Regions from separate parts of the Homo sapiens genome. Here regions 2, 3 and 4 are each linked to region 1. The links are chromatin loops, found by intact Hi-C in ENCODE. Cell type or tissue: B cell. All regions are shown on one strand. Each heading gives the region's core, and the rest is flanking DNA. Links, peaks and the distances in the headings are about the cores only.

The links. Hi-C counts contacts between places; a loop is a spot of excess contacts. Peaks named below come from ENCODE experiments on the same cell type or tissue, not always from the same donor. Only the 100,000 strongest peaks of a DNase experiment are listed, where the experiment ranks them.
Region 2: it touches region 1 in a loop (3-fold over the local background); 14 of 110 quality-filtered maps call a loop at or near these places.
Region 3: a loop joins it to region 1, with 2.7 times the contacts of the local background. A loop is called at or near these places in 5 of 110 quality-filtered maps.
Region 4: it touches region 1 in a loop (2.8-fold over the local background); 7 of 110 quality-filtered maps call a loop at or near these places.

The regions. Positions count from the first base shown.
Region 1 is chr1:108,122,402-108,128,901 of GRCh38, reverse strand. No RefSeq gene overlaps it. Among named protein-coding and RNA genes, the nearest start is that of LINC02785, 61 kb to the right of the region's middle. RefSeq lists a silencer at 3,033-3,172. In B cell, for the core only: CTCF peaks have their summits at 2,980 and 3,179 (motif pointing right); a DNase peak (open chromatin) is centred at 3,191.
Region 2 is chr1:107,895,651-107,900,650 of GRCh38, reverse strand. All of the region lies in intron 1 of VAV3 (vav guanine nucleotide exchange factor 3), which reads left to right. MIR7852 (microRNA 7852) reads right to left here and starts at 3,428; the gene lies at 3,347-3,428. In B cell, for the core only: no CTCF peak of the experiment used is centred there; DNase peaks (open chromatin) are centred at 370, 2,500, 3,050, 4,610 and 1 weaker place; H3K4me3 peaks cover 2,423 bases; H3K27ac peaks cover 5,000 bases.
Region 3 is chr1:108,072,118-108,078,617 of GRCh38, reverse strand. It overlaps LINC02785 (long intergenic non-protein coding RNA 2785), which reads right to left. Exons shown (of 4, transcript XR_001738173.3): 3 at 5,921-6,500; 4 at 3,227-4,225. Among named protein-coding and RNA genes, the nearest start is that of LINC02785, 11 kb to the right of the region's middle. In B cell, for the core only: no CTCF peak of the experiment used is centred there; a DNase peak (open chromatin) is centred at 3,397; H3K27ac peaks cover 2,413 bases.
Region 4 is chr1:107,932,963-107,937,962 of GRCh38, reverse strand. All of the region lies in intron 1 of VAV3 (vav guanine nucleotide exchange factor 3), which reads left to right. Among named protein-coding and RNA genes, the nearest start is that of VAV3-AS1, 29 kb to the left of the region's middle. RefSeq lists an enhancer at 1,151-1,687. In B cell, for the core only: no CTCF peak of the experiment used is centred there; DNase peaks (open chromatin) are centred at 1,342 and 2,282; H3K4me3 peaks cover 1,358 bases; H3K27ac peaks cover 3,093 bases.

The DNA of each region.
Region 1 (6,500 bases), core at 908-5,907:
AAGATGTTCCCCCTTAAGATATAGGGAAATGTTCTATAAGGTAATAAAGCTATATTAAGGCGAACAAAAAGTAAATGAATGGAGACTTTTGCTGGAGTTTGAAAAGTTAGCTATTTTATATGTATGTTTTCTTTGTCTAGTAAAAATGTACGACTATTGTTTTATGGAATTCCAATCAGAGACTGTGGGAGACTTTCTTTACTTTGCTAAGCCTTAATAATTCACTTACTCTTTTTATAAGGCAGTGAGAAACATTCATTGGTCAAATGGTTTGTTCAACAATGTTCTTTCTATTTTATTCACATAGCATTAACTAATAATCTTTCTATTTTATTCATGGTACCATTGACATCATCAACACTTTATTGAGTGTAACTGGATTTATTATAATTAATCACAATAAACTGCACATGTTTAAATTATATAATTTCATAAGCTTTGACATATGTACATACCCATGAACAAAAGATGGTGAACATACCAGTTTCTGAGTACATCAAGAAACCACTGATTGCTTTCTTTCTTTTTTTTTTTTGAGACGGAATCTCGCCCTGTTGCCCAGGCTGGAGTGCAGTGGTGTGATCTCGGCTCACTGCAACCTCAGCCTCCTGGGTTCAAGTGATTCTTCTGTCTCAGCCTCCTGAGTAGCTGGGACTACAGGAGCGTGCCACCATGCCTGGCTAATTTTTGTATTTTTGGTAGAGACAGGGTTTCACCATATTGGCCAGGCTGCTCTCGAACTCCTGACCTCGTGATCTGTCCACCTCGGCCTCCCAAAGTGCTGGGATTACAGGCGTGAGCCACCGCACCCAGCCTGATTTCTTTCTTTCTATCACTGTAGATTCATTTGTATTTCATAGAATTTTATGTAAATGTCTAGCTTTTCACTCTGCAAAGTCAATCAGAGTTATCTGTGTTGTTGCATGTCTCAATAATTTATTCTTTGTTTTGCAGAGTAGTATTCCCTTGTAGGAACATTCCACAGTATGAGACAAGGCCCTGCAGAGAAACTCTACATAGAAAGGGTCTCCATGGGGCTGGGCACTGTGGCTCACACCTGTAATCCCAGCACTTTGGGAGGCTGAGGTGGGCGGATCACAAGGTCAGGAGATGGAGACCATCCTGGCCAACATGGTGAAACCCCATCTCTAATAAAAACACAAAAATTAGCTGGGTGTGGTGGCACATGCCTGGAATCCCAGCTACTTGGGAGGCTGAGGCACGAGAGTCGCTTGAACCCAGGAGGTGGAGGTTGCAGTGAGCTGAGATTGCGCCACTGCATGCCAGCCTGGGTGACAGAGTGAGACTCCACTTAAAAAAAATTAAAAAAAAAAAAATAATAATAATAAAAAAAGAAAGAGTCTCCATGGAACACTTGATCCCTAATTGGCAGAAGAGGTCAAGGAAAAACACTAATGTGAAACAAGGGCAAAAGGTGCAAGAAAATTAAAAGGCAGTTAATAACTTCAGGAAAAATTAAAAAGCTCTAATATAAACGAAATGTGGCTGGGTGTGGCGGCTCATGCCTATATAATCCCAGCACTTTGAGAAGCTGAAGTGGGCAGATCGCTTGAGGCTAGGAGTTTGAGACCAGCCTTGGTAACGTAGCAAAACCCCATCTGTACGAAAAATATAAAAATTAGCTGGGCATGGTGGCCTGTGCTTGTAGTCCCAGCTATTGAGGGGAGAGCAGCTAAGGTGGGAGGATTGCTTGAGCCTGGGAGGTCAGGCTGCAGTGAGCTGTGATTGTGCCACTGCACTCCAGCCTGGGCAACAGAGCGAGACCCTGTCTCAAAAAAAAAAAAAAAGAAATGTAATTATAGTGAACACTAGCTCGGCAGTGAAAAATACTGCAAAGTCACATCATCAATGTGCTTTCAAAATCAAACTGTAGGCCTAAATATAGCTATAGAAGAATGTAAACAAGGAAGCAAATGTAATCAGAAGCTGAGCAGTAGGAGAGAGGAGGTGGGGTGAAAAGGGAAGGATGAGGAAGGTGGGGGTGTGCAAGGCTCTTGCTTACCTGGGTACCCGACAGGTGAGATGGCTGTAGCAGACACTGGCAGTTCCCTGCCCACACACCTGGCCCTGACCACGGCTGCACAAGGCAGCTCTGTGTGCAATTGCCAGCATCTGCTTTGGTGTTGCTCTTGGTGCTGGAGCTTACTTGCTGCCCATGTGACAGGAGCAGCTCTAAACCAGTGGTCGTGAGCTCTGTTTCGCACTGGCTCCCATTTCTACACTGGGTCTGGTGCAGGTGCCTATGGTGGCAGCTGGTGTGATGATTTGCCCTTTACTGATGGCCTTCTCCTCATCTTACTTTCCCATCCTGTCCTTGAATCATCCATTTCAGGATCTGCCTCTGAAAGAACCCAAACTAAGGCAGTCAATCCACCACAGACAGACAAGGAAATAGAAGCAGAGCGTTTTATTTAGAGATTATGGAGGAAAATACGAAAAGAAGCAACTAACAGAACTGCAGGTCATTACCTCTAGGGACCAAGACTAGAGGTGGGAAGGGGCGGAAGAGGAGACCATGCTTTTAAATATATGCATGGCATGTGCTACTTTAATATAATTAAAAACAATCACTTAAAGCAAATTGGAACAGTGTAACAAATGAAATCAAATGAAATCAAAAGGAGAGAGCACAAATATATCTGAGTAACTTGGTCTGTCCCCCAGCCCCCTTAATGTTGTTACCTGAATATGTCAATTGTTGTCAAAAGACAAGCATAAACTGAAATCGATTATTGTATGGATCTGAACCGATGGAAAATATTCTCTGTACAGCAATTTTAAAAGTATAATGGTAATCACTGTGTTAGGGATTAAGTATACTTCCCACCCTGTGTTTTTGCCATTGTATAGGAAAAATCATGCAGAATACATTGATAATCACTGTAGAAATGAGATGAGATTTATTAACTAAAACACTTAGCACTTCACCTGGCACTACTTTATGAAGAAGCACTTTGTATAGGGCACTATGTGTAGTTTATATATATAAAGAAACATTTGTGTATTGGGTTTGAATGTTACTTGTTGTTGTTGAATATTCTTCTGCTAGTCCACCCTGTCCCTGATGGAAGCTATGCCCCCGGATCAGAAACGCTTGATGCTCAAGCGGTCCTGGGAAACCACTATTGCAAGTAACTGTCAGTGCCCTCTACTTTCCACTAGATGGCAGACTTCCCCCAGCTCTGTGGACGGCAGATACCCAGGAGAGGAGGACAGAGCTTCAGATCTTTGCTTTCTCCCTTTCCCTTGACCTGGAAAATCACTGGGCTGCCTCTGAGGCCAGATTTAGATTTCCTGCACAAGCCATCATTACCTTGTTTAGAGGAGTGAAATTAGGGTCGACCTGTCCTGTCATTCCAGGACAGAAGGTGACAAATAAGGTCCTTTATGTGTAGCACTGAGGAGAAGGGCTTGTTCTTAATTTTTAAGATATTTTCCAAAAATAGAAAAATTCTGTTTTACAAGTCAAATAAGAAATGATTGAAAAACAAGTATCACTGTTCATATACAGAGTCGTAGGTAAATGTTCAGATACAAAAATTGTGACCATAGAGCATATTTTTGGATATTTGTTTTCATAGTGTGATGAATATTTTTGTTTGCTTAAAATTATTTCAGAAGTATAATCATAATTCAAGCTTGAAATACAAGAGTGGTAAAATGAGAGCAAAAATAAACAAGTAATAAAACGCACCACAAAATTTCTGACTCCATTCCCTTTTAGGGATTTCTTTTTTTACAAGAGTTATTTTTATTGATTTGTGTGACACACTGGCTGACACGTTTTAAAATAAATAAACTTTGGGTTTCAGATGAACACAGTTTGCATGCTGTCTCTCTGGAACAATACACATCAGAGGAAGAAGTTAATAGGAAAATCAGGCAACCCAAACTGTGTTTTTTAGGTTAATCAGGAATTTCCTTCAATTCTAGTAAACAGGTGGAAATAGAAATTTTGAGCTGAGAAAAGTAGGAATCAGGACGTGGAAGGGAAAAGCTGGGTTCTGCTGCGGTGATGTGGGTGACCCTTCATGATGAGCCAGCTGTCTATTCTCCCAGCTCTCTCCCGGCGGTAGGAACTGAGAAGAGGCGCCCCTCGCTGCAGGCCCTTTGATGCCTCTCCTCTCCCCTGTCCTTTCACCCCCGACTCTGTGAGTTGCTTTTAGATATCGTTCTTTACTTACCAATTGTCTCTTTCTCCCCTGCTTGTTAACGTATCATGAAAAAACTGTGACGTGATGACCCCCCATGAATGCCTCTGGAGGAAAAGTGCTAGAAAATTTAAAAAGAAAATTAAGGTGATAAAACTGGCCTCATTAATCTGTTAAACTCCTTCAACATTGCCAAAAACAGAGGTGAGCTTCTCAGCTCAGTTTCCCCAAAATTCACAGAAAAAATTACTGTGCTTGAAAAGAAAACACAGCGGGCCAGGCGCAGTGGCTCATGCCTATGACTCTAGCACTTTAGAAGGCCACGGTCAGAGAACTGCTTGAACCTAGGAGTTTGAGACCAGCCTGGGAACATAGTAAGACCTCATCTCTACAAAAAAAGGAGCAAAAATTAACCAGGTGTGGTGGTGCATGCCTGTAGTCCCAAGCTACAGGCTGGGAGGCAGAGGCAGGAGGATCACTTGAGCCCAGGAGGTAGAGGTTACAGTGAGCTGAGAGGGCATCACTGCACTGCAGCCTGGGCAACAGAGTGAGACCCCATCCCCTCCCCACAAAAAGAAAAGAAAAACACAGAGGATGTAAAATGGAGCTGAGATAGTGATATTCTGCCCAATATTTTAGGCAGTGCTGGGATTTTCTCACTAAATGATCAATATTGAAAACTAAAATATTTTATTAAAATGAGAAAAAATTATCAAAGTGAAGATTAAAATTATAAGGCTCATTCAAAGAGACGAGGGTGTACTTATATAATCTCCCAGTTTTAACTGCAAGATGTTTCATGACTTATGATGGGGTCATGTCACATCCTGATAAACCCATAGTAAGTCGAAAATAGCATAAGCCAAAAACGCATTTAATACCCCAATAAACCAATCATGAAGCTGAAAATCGTAAATCAAACCGTCACTAAGTTGGGGACTGTCTGTATTGTTTACTTTAATATTTTGGAAAGTTTTTTAGTGTGTGATACCAAAATCTACTTGACATTTAAGCACTGATTAACGCTAATGATTTTCACTGGGTCTTTTTTAAGCCCTAGCACAGCTGTTTGAAAACTTGGCTGAACATTAGAACCACCTGGGCGGGAGCTGGGGTTAGCTTTTAAAACTCTCAGGTCATATCCCAGACCAATTAAAGCAGAATCTCTGGGGTGGGACACAGGCACCAGTATTTTTAAAATTCCCCCAGGTGATTCCAACTGCTGCCAAGGTTGAGAACCACTGCAGTCTGGCTTCATTCTGACCACTGTCTACACATGATGTTAGTAATGGTTGGGATTGAAGGACTATAAATACAAGGACAGTGTTTCCCAGTGCCCTCCCAAGTGGAGGAGGCCAGGAGGGAGAGATGACGGGATTTGCTGACCAATTAGGTAGAGGTTTAAGAGAAGCTGTTAGGCCGAGGCGGACAGATCACTTGAGGTCAGGAGTCCAAGGCCAGCCTGGCCAATATGGTGACACCCCCATCTCTACTAAAAATACAAAAATCAGCCAGGTGTGGTGGTGGGTGTCTGTAATCCCAGCTACTCTGGAGGCTGAGGCAGGAGAATCACTTGAACCTGGGAGGCAGGTGTTGCAGTGAGCCGAGATAGTGCCGCTGCACTCCAGCCTGGGCAACAGAGCAAGACGATGTCTTAAAAAAAAAAAAAAAAAAGAAGAAGAAAAAAAAAGCTGTTGAGTCAAGGATGACTGTAATTGTTTGACCCAAGAAAGACAGAATGACGAAGTTGCTTTTGAGATGGGAAGGTAGCATGAATAACAAGGTGGGCAGAGTGGGAAATGGATAATTGGGTTTGGACACATGAACGTTAAGATGCTCATGAAATATCCAGGTTGAAAGTTCAAGTAGGAAGTTCTGGAATCCAGGGAGGGGTCCAGGCTAGTAGACACACACATTTGACAGTTATCGGCATTTAGATGGTGTTGAAAACCATGCGGTCAGATGATTCTCTAAGGAGTGAGGATAGATAAGGAGGGGATGAAGGCTGGCCCCTCTAGGAAACGGCCAGAGATGAGGAGGGAGCCGTGGAGGTGCTGAGAAGCAGAAGCCAGCAAAGTGGGAGGAAAACATGGGGAATGGGATGGGCCGGGGCCACATCAGGTAAGACGAGGACCCAGAACCGAACCTGCCTCACACTCCTCCTCGGAGGTCACCAGGGGAAGGAGAGGAGGAAAAGAAGCCGGTGGCAGGAAGGAGAGTCCTGCTCCACCACACTGGATTTTCTCCAGCAGCACTGATATTATCCAACGTGTGAGCACAAAGCCGGGTGCCTGATTGGCCCAGAGTGGAACCGGGTAAGTGCTGAGA
Region 2 (5,000 bases), core at 1-5,000, 230 kb after region 1:
TTAGCATGCTTCAGTTGTGGTTTACAGGCAGTGATCCCTCTGTAAATGGACTGCACTTATCAACATGCTCTCATGGTTTACAATGATCTTGACAGCAGATTTAGTGGATTGAATATGGGTCTGATATGGTATGGCCTTCTCAAAGTCTAGACTTTATAAGGTGTAACATTTCACTTTGCACGTGGAAGAGAAACTTCTCATGTTCTCCCTGTTAAGAGTTGAAGGCCTAAAAACAATTTGCAAGTACTGTGTTGATGATTTAGTTATTAGCACATTTTCCAAAAGCATGTAGAGAAAATATCAAATTTGCATGCAGTGGTAAGGGGTGCATAAAGGTAACTTCCTCCTGACGTGTGGCTACAAAGTATACTATGGATATACTTTGCGGCTACACTGTACCACGTTTTCACTTCTCATATCCTGTTAATTTTCAGTAGGTTTCCTAAGTGTCGAAGCTTGTAGTCTATGTAGCAAATGTATTTCTATCCATGTGTAACTGTTTCAAATTATGGAAAATATCACACCTTGAGCCTTGAGCTTTACTTTGTAATGTGTTTAGTGCAGGATTGAGTTCCTTGAAAAGTGAAGAAGAAGAGATAATTTTAGTGAGCTACAAATGCCTGCTGATATATATTAAGTATGCTGAAAGTGTATGAATATAAAAAAAGGAATTTTATGGAGAAAGAATAGTTGAAAGACCTAAGGAGATTCTTGAAGGGGTCAGGTTTCAGGAAACTAAAGAGCCACCCAGCTAAGATACAGATCAAAGTAAGCCTTATGTTTATTGCTTATCTGTTCTGGGAAAAGCAGAGGCAGCCAAGTAAGACTTCTGATCTGCTTTCAAAACCTAATTCACCAGTTATTATTAGTTTGGCTTTAGGCATGTTACTTCATTCTCTAACCACACGTACCTCACCTAGAACAATACCCAGGCGGGAATGGGAACAATACCTATTTCATAAAATAATCCTGAAGATTAGATGAAGTAACACTGCAAAGGACTTCACTCAGCCTTGATACATCATTCTGCCTTAGAAAATTCCAATGAATTCATTCTCTTTCCTGTCCTACGGAGCTCACATGTGGCTGGCTCCTTGTTTCTTAAACCTTCCCTCAATGTGTAGTTAACTGTGCCATCATCTGTGCCTTTGTAGCCCTTCACAATGCATCCCATTATAGCACGTATCAAATTGTATTATTTATTCCTGCTTCTCTTTGCTAGTGGGCTGTAAGGTCGTTGAACATGAGGGACCACATCTTATTCAGCACCTTGCGCAGAACCTAATAAGTGCTCAAAAATGACATGCAGTGAATGAGATGATTGGATGGCCGCTTACCGCTGTTGGCTCAGCCCAGACATTTTTTTATTAATATATCTCTATGACTGTGCCCTTGACACTCTCTTCTATATTTCTAGATGCTTAGTAAAAGAAATAGATACTTTCATAATTTATTTTTAGGAAATAATAACTGCATTGTGAAAAAAGTCATCTAGGAAACTTTTCTGCCCCCACCCTTGTAGGTAGGACAACCATTTTTATTCTTTGTGCCCTCTCAGAACCACATACATACTTTCATCATCTTCATCATATACTTGAACCATTTATTGAACTCATTTGTTTGTTTTTCTAATGTATAGTAAGCTTTTGGAGAGAAGGCATTGCATCTAGTTCATCTCTACATCCTTAGTACTCAGAGGGTATTTGTTGACAAATGGACTGAGTGTATCCCTTTCTTAGACTGAGACATTATTATTTTTTTAGAATGAAGAACCTTCCCATTACTTAAAATACTTTGTTTTTAAATGGAACTACATTGCTTAGAATAGTTTAAAAGATGTTTTGTTTTTTATGTTCATGTATAGTATATAATCTGTTGCATGAATATTTTACTTACATATTTTATGGGATATGTGTTTTCAGTAGATATATTTTTATAGGAGATACATTTTTAAATACCTACAAAAATCCCAGTACTGTGAAGTATCTGTGTCATTAAGTGTAATAAAACATATTACAGTAACAGTAATCTGCTGAATGCTTCCTATTACCCTGCAGGGACCCTAGAGATTGAAAGCTTTATTTTGGAAAAGTCATCTTTATGGTAATAATGTAAATGGATGTATTAAGTAACAGAGCACTTATAAAGAGATCCTTGTCTAAAGGCTTGGTATGTAGGGCAGAAAACCATGCTTCACTCAGAAGGCCACTGGCTGTGGTGGAAACTTGCTGTTTCTTCATGGAGTTGATAACAAATATTTTTTCATGTTATTTTTTCTCACATTTATTTTTCAAAGTAAAAACATTTATTTTTCATATTTGTAGAATTCTTCTATTTATAAAAGTAATTTCTACTTATGAAGAGAGCAGAAATAAGAGGAACTCTCACTACCCAGAAATAACCATTGTTAAATTTGTTGTGTGTAATTCCCTACATGTATACATGCATTATATATATGTATTCACGTGATGATACTCGTTCCCCCATATTTTCCAAAATGAGGTCATAGAACAGGTGCTGAGTTTTGATCTGCTTCCTTTTTTTTTTAATTTAATAATGACATTCTTTGCCCAAAGGAGTAATAAAACCTATTTTTATCTAAAATCTCTGGAGAACAAAACATTTTACCTAATAGTTTTCAAGTTAGGTAAGGGTTTTCATACTCATATTTTAAACTTTTTAGCTTTTCATAAAAAATCTTTTAAGATGTGGCACACTCTAGTGGTTATGAGACTTTGGGTTTTATTGAACAGTGTAGGGAAAAGAGCAAGAGGGGATTTTAGAAAGTAAGGTACAGCAATAAAATTTCATAAAATATGTCTTAATGTGTACTATCCCTTTCATTTCATAAAGGAGAGGACCGATTCTAGCACCATACATGAAGGAAGAGTATAATCTCAGAATGCCAGGCTGCCATTCAGGAAGTACCAGCATGCTGTCTCAGATAAGCGGTTCTGAGGAACTGCAGTCTATGGTTTATGCACTTACTGAGTTACCGTGGTGTCATGGGCAGGGTGAATGCACCTGAGGTGGTGCAGGACGCCAAATAGTGTAACTAGAAGTCCCAGAGGAGGCTAAAGCCTTCTTGACTAAACTGCGACCCTGGTGCTGTGTGGGTAGCTCCTTTCCTGCCTCACTTCCTCCTTTTCCTTCCCTCGTGGCATTCTCAGCTTTCCATATGCCCTTTCTGGGTCCTGGTTGCTCCTGTTCCCTCCCCTGTTGCTCCTGATACTCACCTCTTCTTGTCTTTTCTCTCTTTCTCCCTCTACTTTTTCAATTCTCATGGTTTTCTCTGTAGAGAAAAGCTGATCTTTTAAGACACAGTGGTCTTTTTGTATGAAGTATGTAAATGCCTTTGACTACTACATACATATGCCTACATATGAAAGTAGTAGTAGGCATATGTATGTAGTAGTCAAAGGCATTTATTAATTTAGTTGTTCAATATATATTTACTGCTGTGTCTCTAGGCAACAGAGATGCAAGGCCAAGCCAAACCTCCTCCCTTGGGAATTCTCAGGACAGTGGCAGTTACTTTGGGTCTTTAGCACTTATGGCAGGTGTCAGTGCTGCTCCGGCTCCTTGTGTTGCCATCTGGGTACTGTTTAAACCTTATTGTGGACTGTGGATTTCTTTGGGTGAAAGTCTGTTTTTCTCACCCTTCTATCTGTTGAGTGCTGTGCAGTGTCTTGTACAGAATAGATTTATTTTCCTGTCTATTTCTGGAGAGGGGCTTTTTTTGAAGATCTGATCAATGATTGGAGTCAAACTCTTTAGTCCCACATGTGATCCATTGTAAACTAACTGGCAAATGTTTCATATTTCCCCTCTAATACATAACAAAAACAGTTTAAGTCTGAAAAGTGGTATAAATGGAACGGAACATGACATTCCTGTAGCCATTTTTTTAATACAGATTATATCCCTGATTAATAACAAAATTGCCAGTCTTTTTAAATATAAAATTACAACAACCATATAGAATCACACACCTCCAACCTCTGCTGATCTTGATCTTAGTACATGAGGCTTGGGTTGCGATTAGATTTATTGTGGCAGGAGGTTTTGTGTTTGAGGAACTAAAGGACTTTCTAGTAAACATAGATGCAGGAGAGCAAATTTGTGAGTAAATACCTTAAAGTCTTTATATAAGTTTTTTGTAGTTAAAGTCACTAACACAGAACAATAATAACAGTACAATAAATACAGAGAATGTACGTGGCATTTTAGATATCAAGTTGGTAATAATGGCTGCTGTGCGATTAATTTGATGAAAGAGGACAGTGATGATCCTGATTGGAAGATTGATAGCTCTTGGGTGGGGTGGGGATGGGGAGAGGCACTCCACTTGCTTTTCTTAAGGACTTGCTCAAAGTAAGTCTGTGTCTCTAAGTGGAGAGCTTTATCAATTGATTTCTTTTTAACATTTGATATATGTCCAGTATGTTCTGCCAAATGCAGGTTGCCAACCAGTAAGTTACAGAAATGGCTCCATGGTTCTGCAGTGCTCTGGCTGCCTAAATTGAACATTATGTATCTGTGTTGTTCTGATGGAATTAGAATCCTGCAGGTGCTTGTGGCCATGGGAGAAAGTGTGTGGCAGCACCTCTGGCACGGAGAGTTACTTCCTGCAAGAAGTCCAAGCTGAAAATGGATCCCCGCTGGGCCACATTTCTGGTGCCACTTCATTGAGCACTTTCTGTGTAGCAGCAGTTTCCTGGTGTTACTGCTGAATTGTTTCAGGGGTAATTTCCTGTGAGTTCAGTATGCATAGTAACAATAAAGAATTTTCATATTGCTATGTGATTAATGTTTATTAAGTATAAAATTTCACAGTTGTGTAAAAATATGCAAAATTTATAACTAATTCATTTTTGAGCAAGGACACATGATTGGGGTGGGATTACTATTTAATAAAAATGCTACTCTATTATTTATTGTAAGTCTTTTACAAGTGTACAGAAATCAGTGACGTGGCCAATAATACCAGTTTTTCTTTC
Region 3 (6,500 bases), core at 853-5,852, 50 kb after region 1:
TCAAAACCTGGAATAAAAACAACGACCCAGAGGTGGTTTTAGGGGAGGGCCAATTACTAGGTGATTTTAAGGAATTAATGTGAAAATTATCACAGCTCCCCAGAGCTGCCAAACATGGGAGATGGTAAGTGAGAGAGTAGGAACTTGATTGCCAAGGATACAAACCCTGTCTTTTTCGGGGGCAGGAAAAAGGCAGTTAATGATACCTGCAGATGTTTAGGTATACATGGTATAACCAGGTGATAATGATGATGAAGATTGTCTGTTCTGAACTTTCAAAGAGAGTAAACAGGAAACATGAGGCAAACAGAACTACTAATCCCCTCCAGAAGGACCTGGGTACATATCAGAGCACCAGGTTGTGTGATCAGGAGAGTTAAGAAGGTAAAGGACCCCTTCTTTATGAAAACAATAAAATGCTCTGAAGCTCCTGAGAAGAGTGTAGGAAGTGATGTCTCCAGGAAGTTGTGGGTTGCACAGGCCCTGAGATTTCAAACATCTGAAGCATGAAGGAAAGTAGAAAGTTTCTTCTTAGAAGAAAAAAGAGAAACAGCATTGGATTCAGTGGTCAATGTCCAACGATTGATGTTTATAGTGAAACTACCTGTTTTCTACTCGAGTTTTAAGCCTTATTCTAGATTGTGTGCTATGCTGTTTACAAATGGACTTAAACATTCTCATTTATTAAAGATCTATAATTTCATAGAAAAATCATGTGTTCTGAATTGTGAATCAAAAGCTATGGCACCCGCTATCCTCACATGGAGAGATCCTGGATAGGTGGGCCAGATGACCATGGCCCATAGAATCAAACTTCAGTGAGTAAGAATTCATCAAATTGTAAAAATTAGTGAGTCCATAAGCTGCAAGTATAAACTTTAGCCCATCCTCAGATATAGGCATCCTCATGTTTACCTCCCTTTTAGGCCTTTGGGAATAGATCACCCTCCTATTCAAATAGATTGCTCATTATAAGTGGTGAAAATTTAAAGACCAAAATGTTTCGCTGTGAAGTGAGGTAAAGGGGAAAGAGTCCCTATTGGTATCTAAGATGCTATAATTGGAGGCAAGTGGCTAAGTTGAGGTGAGTGGCAAATGATGAGTCTGGAATAATGGCCCTTTAATTTTGGTCTTCATCAGAATCATTCAGAAGAATCGTTAAAAAATACAAATTTCCAGACACTACAAAAGTGGATATATGCAAAGAAGTACATAAAAAGATGCTCTAACATCATGCATCATTAGGGAATTGCAAATTAAAACAATGGTATATCACTACACATATGTTAGAGTGACTAATATCTTTTAAAAAACAAACCCAATAACACTAAATGATCGTGAGGATGCAGAGCAACAGAAACTCTTATTGATTGCTAGTGGGAATGCAAAATGGTACAGCCACTTTGGAAGACAGGCAGTTTCTTACAAAGCTAAACATAATCTTATCATACTATTCAGCAATCATACTCCTGGGTATTTACTCAATTGAGCTGAAAGCTTATGTTCACAAACCTGCACGCAGATGTTTATAGCAGCTTTACTTATAATTGTAAAACCTAGAAATAATAAAGATGTCCTTTAATAGATGGATGGATAACCAAACTGTGGTAGATCCATACAATGGAATATCATTTAGCAATAAAAAGAAATTAGCTATCAAACTACAAAAGAACATGGAGGAAGCTTAAATGCATACAGGTAAGTGAAAGATGCCAGTCTAAAAAGGCTACTTTCTCATTCCAACTGTATGACATTCTGGAAAGGACAAATCCGTATAGACAATAAAAAGATCAGTGGTTTGTCCAGGACTTGGGGTGGGAGAAAGCATGAATACATGAAGTACAGGGATGTTTTAGGGCAGTAAAACTATCTTGTATGATACTGTGACAATATATACATGATATTATGCATTTGTCAAAACCCATATGACTTTACAACATAAAGAATAAGCCTTAATGTATGCAAATTTAATAAATAATTTAGGAGGTCAGGGATCCCAGGAGAAAATGCAGACTGTGGCAAGAGAATCTAATTGTATTATAAATGTATAAAATGCCCTCACTCCCAGCACTTTGAGAGACCTAGGCAGGTGGATCACCTGAGGTCAGGACTTCAAGACCAGCCCGGCCAATGTGATGAAACCCGTGTCTACTAAAACTACAAAAATTAGCTGGGCGTGGTGGCAGCCACCTGCAATCCCAGCTACTTGGGAGGCTGAGGCAGGAGAATTGCTTGAACCCAGGTGGCGAAGGTTGCAGTGAGCTGAGACTGTGCCACTGCACTCCAGCCTGGGAGACAGAGTGAGACTCCATCTCAAAAAACAAATAATAATAATATTTTTATTATAATTATATATATAATATTTTTATTATAATTATATATATCATAATAATATTTCATTCCCTGAAGGGAGAAAAGGCACTGACATAGGTAACTTTGGAAATGAATGGGGTGTATAAGGCTAAAGGCACATTAAGTAGTGTATTTTATTTTAAAAAGTTGTTTCTCATGGAAGTATTAACAATTCTGATACTGCTATACATGTCTGCTGGAATTGAACAATTAATTTTTTGTAAAAGAATTTGCAGATGGTGGGAGCCAGGTTCCTTACTGTTTGAGTGGGAGATGATAGGTAAGTGAGAGAATGATCCATGTGGTAATGGAGTAGAGTTGATGACATCGGTAAGAACTCATGTTTAACTTAAAGTAGATACAGGTGTTTCCAAGCTGTATATTTACACACACAGCTTCTTATATGCACATGTATTTCTTTGCTCTGTGAGCTGACAAGGTGTAAAAGAAATGACATCCAGTAGTAAGGAGCACACCAAGCACTCAAATCTTGGTTTCTTATACTATTCTTCAATAAAAGGCGCCAGGGCTATTTGGAGAAATGGTTGATTCTAGGACTGGGGCAGTGACTACATGAAATGACTGTAGAGCATTTTGTAGTGCCAGAAGGTAAGTAAATACTCAACACACACACACACACACAGACACACACACACACACACACAGATGGGGTACGTCAAAAGTGTACATGAGCTAACTGAAAGAGCTCCCACTGGCCAAAGCTAGCATATTTTGAGAAACAACATAAATAAAGTCACTTTAGAGTATAACCCAAAGTATAAAATAAATATCTATGAGTCCATACTGACATAAAGAAATTATTGAATAAAGCAATAAATTATAGAGAGGAGATAAATCTCCTATGCAGGAAAACTCCAAATTATGTAGATTACATCCTAATGGAGGGGGAGCATAACTCCCCATTCCTTAGGTGTGGGCTGCATATAGTGACTTCCTTCCAATGAATACGTTATGAAAAGGGGAAATGAAAGAGTAACGTTACGACGTAGAAATCTGTCTAATACTACTGAAGCCAAATGCTCAAGGTCAACCACACCCATAAGTCATGTGACAACATGTACCCTTTATAGACTATGATGACAGTGGTTCTTTACCTCTGTGATCCTCCTTCCCCAAACTCATAACTCGAGACTAATACATCAGACAAATTCCAATATAGGGCAATTCTACAAAACACTTGAATATTACAGTACTCCTTAAAACTGTCAAGATCACCAAAAACAAGGGAAGTCTGAGAAATGGTCACAGCCAAGAGCAGCATAAGGAGACATATTAACTAAACACACAATATGGGATCCTGAATTGGATTCTAGAACAGAAAAAAGGCATTAGGTAAAATCTAAGGAAATTGAAGTAAACTATTGCCTTTTGTTAATAATAATATATTAATATCGGTTCCTTAATTGCAACAAAGGTACCATACTAATGTAAGATGTTAATAGGGGAAACTCTATGTGTGTGTGTGGATAACCTTCTGTATTATTGCCTTAATTTTCTGTAAGTCTAAAACTGTTCTAAAAAATAAAGTCTATTAATAAAAACACCAACTTTAAAAATACACATTTCCAGATCCACCACCCAGGTAATTCTGATGATATACATCAAAGCATGAAAACTACTTACCTAAAAAATGCTTCAAAAGCAGGAGAAGGGTTAAATTTCAGACCTGTTACTGGACCAATAATTTTTAAAAATCTATAAAGCAACCACAGCAAATATAACATATTGGTAAAATTTTCTGGAATTCTGTATTTATGATTTTTTTTTTGACATCTGTGTCCTCAGCTGAGTGGGTCAGGTGCAAGAAGCTGTCTGACACTGGAAGGCCAAGTAGACACTGGAAGGCAAAGCCCTGTGGAGAGGAGGTGAGGGAAACGTGTGGGTTCCAAATCTCCTGCGGTTGCCTATTTCTTCCTACAATTTAGGGGTTATACACAGCTAGTGGGATTATTTGTTACTGTATGAGATTTGTTTTAAAAACTGTCATGAACAGTATGTAATAATAAAAATACTCCTGACTTCCAGAAGTCAACAATTTTCATTTTTCTTCACTGGCTATTGATTATTGAATGACAAGATAATAAAAACAAAAGCTATTGGAAGAAATAATTGGCTAAGCATCCTCTCTTCCCTTGGATAAAAGCAACCTATACTTTATTCCTCTGAAGTTTAGTAATGGAAGACGATCATCTAAAACTCATTCTTTAAAAACAACAACAACAACAACAAAACAAGCAAATAGGTAAGCTGTGTTAAAACTGTAGGATAGATAAGCATGGGTCCTTAAGGATGGAAACATCTGACTTATGAATGCCTTATCCATACAAAGGTCAACCTATGCTTATCACCAAATCTAAAAGACAGATGTCCCCAAGACAGGGAGTTCTATCCTCTTGCAAACCACGTGGCCTGTGGCCAATAAGCCTCCACAGCAGTGATTCTCAAAGTGTAGTTCCAGGACTGGCTGCCTTAGCATCACCTGGAAACTTGTTAGAAATGCAAATGCTGGGGTCCCATCTCTACCTTAACCACTTCTGGAACTCTGGAGTGGGGTCCAAAATGTGTGGGATAACATCCCCTCCAGGTAATTCTGATGCACTAGAGAACCACCAATCTAACAGATGGGAGTGAAATCCTCTCTGTATCATGAATTCCCTTCTTTCATATACTCCAGACACTGTCACCAAAGTAACAAAGAGAGTTCTAGAGGATCAGGAAAGAAGGTTATTTTCTCTTTGCCTGGAAACAATTTTTTTCACTCAAAGAATGCTTTATAAATAGAGAATAGATAGGGATCTTAGTAAGGTCCACATAAGTTTCTCTTGTCCACAACATGACTGATAGAGAATCAGATAGGGATCTTAGAAAGGTCCACAGAAGTTTCTCTTATCCACAGCATGACTGAAGTACTCATACCGATCTGATCACCATTTAGAAGGTTTGGGATCTTAGAGTTGTGGCATGTCTGTTTGCCATATCAGTAACGCTATCCCTTCTACAGGTTTGTTTGCAACAAGGGAAGTTTTGTTATAGGTGACAAAAATTCAAAGGTAAAAGGAAATCACATTTCCTCAATTTTAAGATGAGTAGTTGTTAATAAGCTAATATCTCTGAAATAAAGATGCACCTTACAATTTGGTGTACTTTCAGTGTGCTGGGTTTCTCACCAAACCCTCTAAAATGACTTTTAGATGAAAAATGTGTCTTGCACTTGACATCTTAGAACTGAGGAAATGTAGTAGTCAGAACGTCATTGAGCAATGGGCTTGCTGTCTGATGCACATAGAAGCCAATGATATGGCACCAGTTTTTGAGGAAAGAAAAGATTTGTTGTGAGGTCCACCTATAAGAAGACAGGAGGATAACTCAAATCTGTCTCTCTAATCTGGGATTTGCAGCAAGTTTTATCACTTAAGGAGGGTAGATTGGTATGCAGAAGCACTGGCAGGGGAGGTTTTTATTATTGGAGGATCTTTAAGTAACTATTTATGGTAAGGCAAGGGGAAGGGTCTTATCAGTGAACATTCCTAGAAAACGAACTGCTCACTTTTGAAAGTGTTTAGGTGCTTGAGTTCCAGCCACATCCCAATCTTTTAGTTCTGCGGTAGGGACTTTGGTTCTAGGTGTTATTTGAGGTCGAAGTTTTCTTCTGTGCATGCTCTGGCTGTGTTAACTTGCCACTTCTTAACTCTGTGCCTGCAAAATAACTAGACATTCTGTTAGTAACAGAGTTTGGCCAGATAAGACTAGCCCAACAGTTGCAAGAACATGCTCTAGGAGGTAAAGGCAAAAGCCTCTGAATCATTTCCCCCTGTGAATCCGGTGAGGACAGTGAGGAAGCAATTTTACTTTCTCATCAAATTCTAAAGATGATACATTTAATATCTACCCTTCTTTAGTTAAAAGACTTCTGCTTTCAGGAAAGACAAAGTAATAAGGACTGTAGTTAACTCCTGTCTGAAGCAACTAGAAAACCAGACAAAATATGTGAAACAGCAGTTTTCAAAATGTTGAGACATCAGGCAACAAAGAAAAGTGATCACTGAGACATGGAAACAACACAGCTGAGCCCTGGGACTATCCCGGTGGATGTCTAAGTGTCTCTAGGCTGCGACACAGGTGCCCAG
Region 4 (5,000 bases), core at 1-5,000, 190 kb after region 1:
GCTTTTTTGAGTTGAGGGTTGCTGGCCTATGAACTTGATCACAAGAGCCTTATTTATTTGGAAAAATGTATTCTAAATTCTAAGGACTAGACATGTTAGTGTACTACATTCTAAAATTTTTCTTAAATTGGGGCCTACCTATAGTGTATAGATATTAATGCAGTCATTATATTGTGTTAATAATTGGGACTACAAGCCTTAACCAGAGTCTTAGAATTTTATGAATTTTAATTTATAATTTTATTTTAAGGGTGCCACTAGAAACCTTGTGATTAACTTTAAGGGCTTTTTGGCTGTAATGACTGTAATTAGGATAATTATGCATACTTTCTTTAGCATTGTGTCAACATGATAGTGAGGGCATAAACAGCCAAGAAGCAGTTATAGGTATTCCCTGCTCATTTTGCATTCATCACACATTCATTGAATGTTTTGTACTTATCTCAAATAGTAGAGGATACCAATGGTGTAAGTTTAAGAATTACATGGTTCTTGTCCTCCAGAAACCATGGAGTCCAGCAGGAAGGAAATGACATACTGGTATTTGGCAGGCAGAGATGGAAGTTTGGTTTGAAGAAAACCTTTTGTGCTGATGTTACAGCTGCTGCAGTCACTAGCCACATTCATTGTGCAAAGGCTGGAGGATTCCACAGTCAGCATGGAAGGGACCAATTAGTCATGCGTGGGTTTCATCCTTGCCTCTATAAGAAGTAACATCTCAATAGTCATGGTGGTGTTTTGAATTTAAATAATCACACATTATTTCTTGGTATGTTTTTCAGATCGCCAAATATTGTGGTTTTGTGTCACATGTGCATTATTTGTTAAAACAGGATTATGGTGTGAATGATGGAGCTGTTTTTTTGGGGTGGCGGTGGAGGGTGTTATGTTTAGACTGTCACTCTTGCTAGGCATCCTTTGCCTGACTGTGTGTAAGGTGTGGCAATCTCAGTAGTCACATTGGCCCTCCCATTTCCCGTAGTCTTTGGAAATCTGACCGGCAGCATTGAGAAGTAAGTAAAAGGGGTGCCCTCTCAGATGTCCCTTCCTTTTAAGGAATGATGTGTATCAAATCACAAGATCGGTCGGGGAAGGAGCAGCGTGACACAGGTGTATCTTTTCTGTGGTTTGCGATGAGGCATAAGTGCATAAATTCCAACCAGGAAAGGAAGTGCAGGGAATTCTACTCTCAGGACATCCTTATGGTCCTGACAACTTCTTTGGCAATGTCAGCAGCCCTTGGCATTTTGTCATGCATTCTTCTCCAACTTGAAATTCAGGCTTAGTGCATGCAGTATGCCACAGTCAGGCTTGTGGCTACTCCAGGAGGGGAGCTGTGACTCATTCTTGAGTCACTTGGCCAGCTTTGGTTTCAATTAAGCAAATGAATGAAAACAATTAAAAACAGAAGTTGCCGACTAAGGCTAATAAAAGGGCAGCAGTAATTTTTGTCTACTGTCACTGTTGTTTCTCTAGATTGTCATATCTTTAAAAACTCGGTAAGACAAATCTGTTAGTGTTTGATTTTAGATTTCTTGTTTATAATCTAAAAATCAGACCCAGAATCTGATTTACCTTTTTGGTTCTAATCTAGTTATATTGTAATTCTAACACTATGCACAACTAATTTATATATTAAATATAGAATTTTTCATTGGCTAAATGCACTTTCCTCAAATTTGTAAGAGGTTTTCCACTATTCAAAAGTGTTACATGTTGCATTAAGTCATTGTTGATTATTCAAATTATTTTCAGATTTATTTTCCAAGTACTAAAAAAAATTGTGGGTGTATTTTCAGGATGTTTTATCTATCAATTCATATTTTTGAGCCCCTCCTCTCCCTTCTCAATTCACATTTTAAAAATTATTAGTTCATCAAATCTAGGAACTGTAATAATGTCCTACGTTTACTTTTCTCCCCAAATCATAAAATTTCAGTAAAGTTTCCAAAAGGGGCATAAATGTGTCCTCATCTCTCACACACTGAAAAGCAAAATTCTTCAACTGATGGGGTATTTTCACCTCTTTGATGTCTGTGTGCCTCTGTCATCGGTGTAGTTCAGAGCCTTATCTCCCTTCCATTAGACCATCACCTGATATACCATGGTTTCTTTCATCTCCTTGTCATTGTAATAGGAACACCTTTCCCTTTGCTGGTTAACTCCTATTTCTCTGCAAAATACAGCATAGGTAATGGCCTTGGTTGGCCTGTCTGTTTTTGGTGCCTCTCCTGTGTGCCTCCCTAGCACTTCCCCTTTGTCATGGTGCACACCACTGCACCCTATTGTCCCTTTGCCTCTGCCTACCTTGCTGTGAACTTATTCAGGTCACGGATGGTTTCTTACTCATTTCTGTAACTGCAATGAGTAAGTGAGTGAATGAAATGTTCATCCTCATTCTGATGGGGAAACTTATTTCTAATTTTAGGGACTGAGGACCAAATTTGTGTATTTGTCAGACCTGGCTTTTCATTTTCTCCAACCACTGAACATTTCAGTGCTCGTAACACTGTAGGAGAGAGTAGACCCTGTGGTCTCTGTGCAGTAGGTGCTGCTGCTCCTTTCTTCCTGGAGAATTATATATTTACTTCTTTGATATACCTTATCACTGTGAATTTTATTTGCTGACTGGCAGTGTAAACTCTGGCTTTCTAGAGGTTTATCTTAGGAAGAACTCAATATTTATTCACTTGAATGAAATCAAATAACATTTGGCTTAATTGCTTTAAAATGAAGGAATAATTAGAAGCAACTGCTTTGCTTTGGAGAACTGTAGGAAACTGTAATCTTACAGCTGTAATTGCCCCCAAATGGAGAAGACCTTAGGAATTTATGTTGAAAGTAGAACACTGCCAATTGTTCTCATTGGCAAATTGGCTGATATGAATGTTTGCCAACCGGAAACTTGCCCCATCAGTTCGCGTAATCTGTGGGAGGTGAATATATTTTATGAAGAAAAGTGATAGAGGGAAATTAGAGGCTATTGTTACTAGTGTGTGATGGGTTCATGTACTACCAACTCTTCTCCTCAAAGCTGCAGATAGCCTGGTCGTGCAAGAATTTGTTTCTTGTAGCACGTCTCCTCTCATTTGCCTCGCTGTGCCGCTATATTTTGTTTAGCATGTGCTTTTCTCTTAATAACAACACAGTGATTCACAAAATTCCCCAGAGTGTGTGTTCAGTCTGAAATTTTCTGAATGTGATATTTGAAAATGCTAAATACAGCATATAATTAAAATTTCAGTGGTTAAGTTTTCATCATAACTTATTTTTGGAACTAAGAGTTTCCTTTTCGAGACTTTTGATGTGTAAGAAGGGTACAGTTTTTAACAGAGCTACCTGTGTTTGTTAGAACTATACTTTTTTGGTTAGAACTATACTTTTCATAGGAGCCGTTCCTCCTGGAGACACATCTTTGTCTGAAATATTTAGGAATTCTTAAGTAATTGTTGCTAATACTCATCTTAGTTAAATGGCTTAAAAAACAATTCCACATATGAAGGATGCACACACACATACACATAGCCTGTTTTGTTCTGTTTCTGTTTTCACAGGAAGAAAAAGAGTGGCAAAATATATCTTCTGCTCTGTTCTAAGGGTTTTGGTCCAGATCACAAGTCTCAGGATTCTTAGCAGCAGAAGAGTTTATGATTCTAAGTAGAGGTGCATCTGTTTCTTGTTGTAATATTAATAGATGACATCCAGGAAAGTCTTGGGTTTTGCAATATTTTCATCTAGCCATTTCACAGAATAGAGAATTTATCCTTATTCTAAAGGATATAATTATTTAAAGAATAAACCATAGAGTTCTTATAATTCCAAGATAATAAGAATAGAAGGCACTTTTGAAATTTCCTTGAATAAATCCTAATTTCTTGGATTAGAATTAAACAGCTTTTTGAGTATGGTCACTGATAATGTCAGAAACTGTTTTGCATTCAACAAAGCTGGCCAGAGACCAGTGGTAGTGCTTTCATCTTTTGGTCTGATCACTATTGTGAGCCAAGCTCCTGCTAAGGGCCAAAGAAGAAACTGTAACTTCTGTACTCCTCTTATGACTGTGGAAACATTGCTTTACCTACAGATAGCATGCTTTTTAAAATCGCAATTTTCAAGTAATGAGATTTAATTTTTTTTTTTTTTTTTTTGAGAAGGGTCTCATTTTGTTGCCCTGGCTGGCATGGAGTGGTGCAATCATGGCTCACTGAAGCCTTGAATTCCTGGGCTCAAGCCATCCTCCCACCTCAGCCTCCTGAGGAGCTGGAACTACTGGGTGTGTGTCATCATACTCAGCTAATTTTTAAATTTTTTTGTAGAGATGGGGTCTCAGTGCATTCCCCAGGCTGGTCTCTTAACTCCTGGGCTCAAGTAATCCTACTGCCTTGGCCTCCCAAAGTGCTGGGGAGATTCAATTTTCATATGTCAATTAAATTTACAGAATTTGCAAATCCAATTGCAGGAAATGGGTAGATGAGCTTTAACTTTTTTTCTCCTTCTAATTGCTAACCTTGAAGTGAGCTAATTAATGTAGATGGACTCTGAGGACATTTATATTCAGAATTTGAAATGGTCAGATTTTCAAGAGCAATGAGTCTAAGATATCCTTTGCTTATAAAGGGTAGAGGAGGACCAAATAGTTTCTGGAGAAAGGTTATCTTTTGTACTGGAAAAAAAAAAACACAAAAAAACCACCACACCACCACCAACCAAATTAAACCTAAACCTCTGGCAAATATGAGTATTGTAAGCAAAACAAGACAATAAAATAACCACAAAACTGAATAATTTAGAAAGAAAATATTTACACTGTACTGTCATTTAGGCCTCGGAATAGTAAGAGGTTTTTAATATATTCACACACGTTTCATTATTTGGCATAAATTTCTTATACATAGGCATATTTATTGGGGAGATATATTCCTTAACATTGGGATATGTATTAGTTTCCTATTGCTGCTGTAACAAATTATGACAAATTTAGTGGCTGATAATAACCCAAA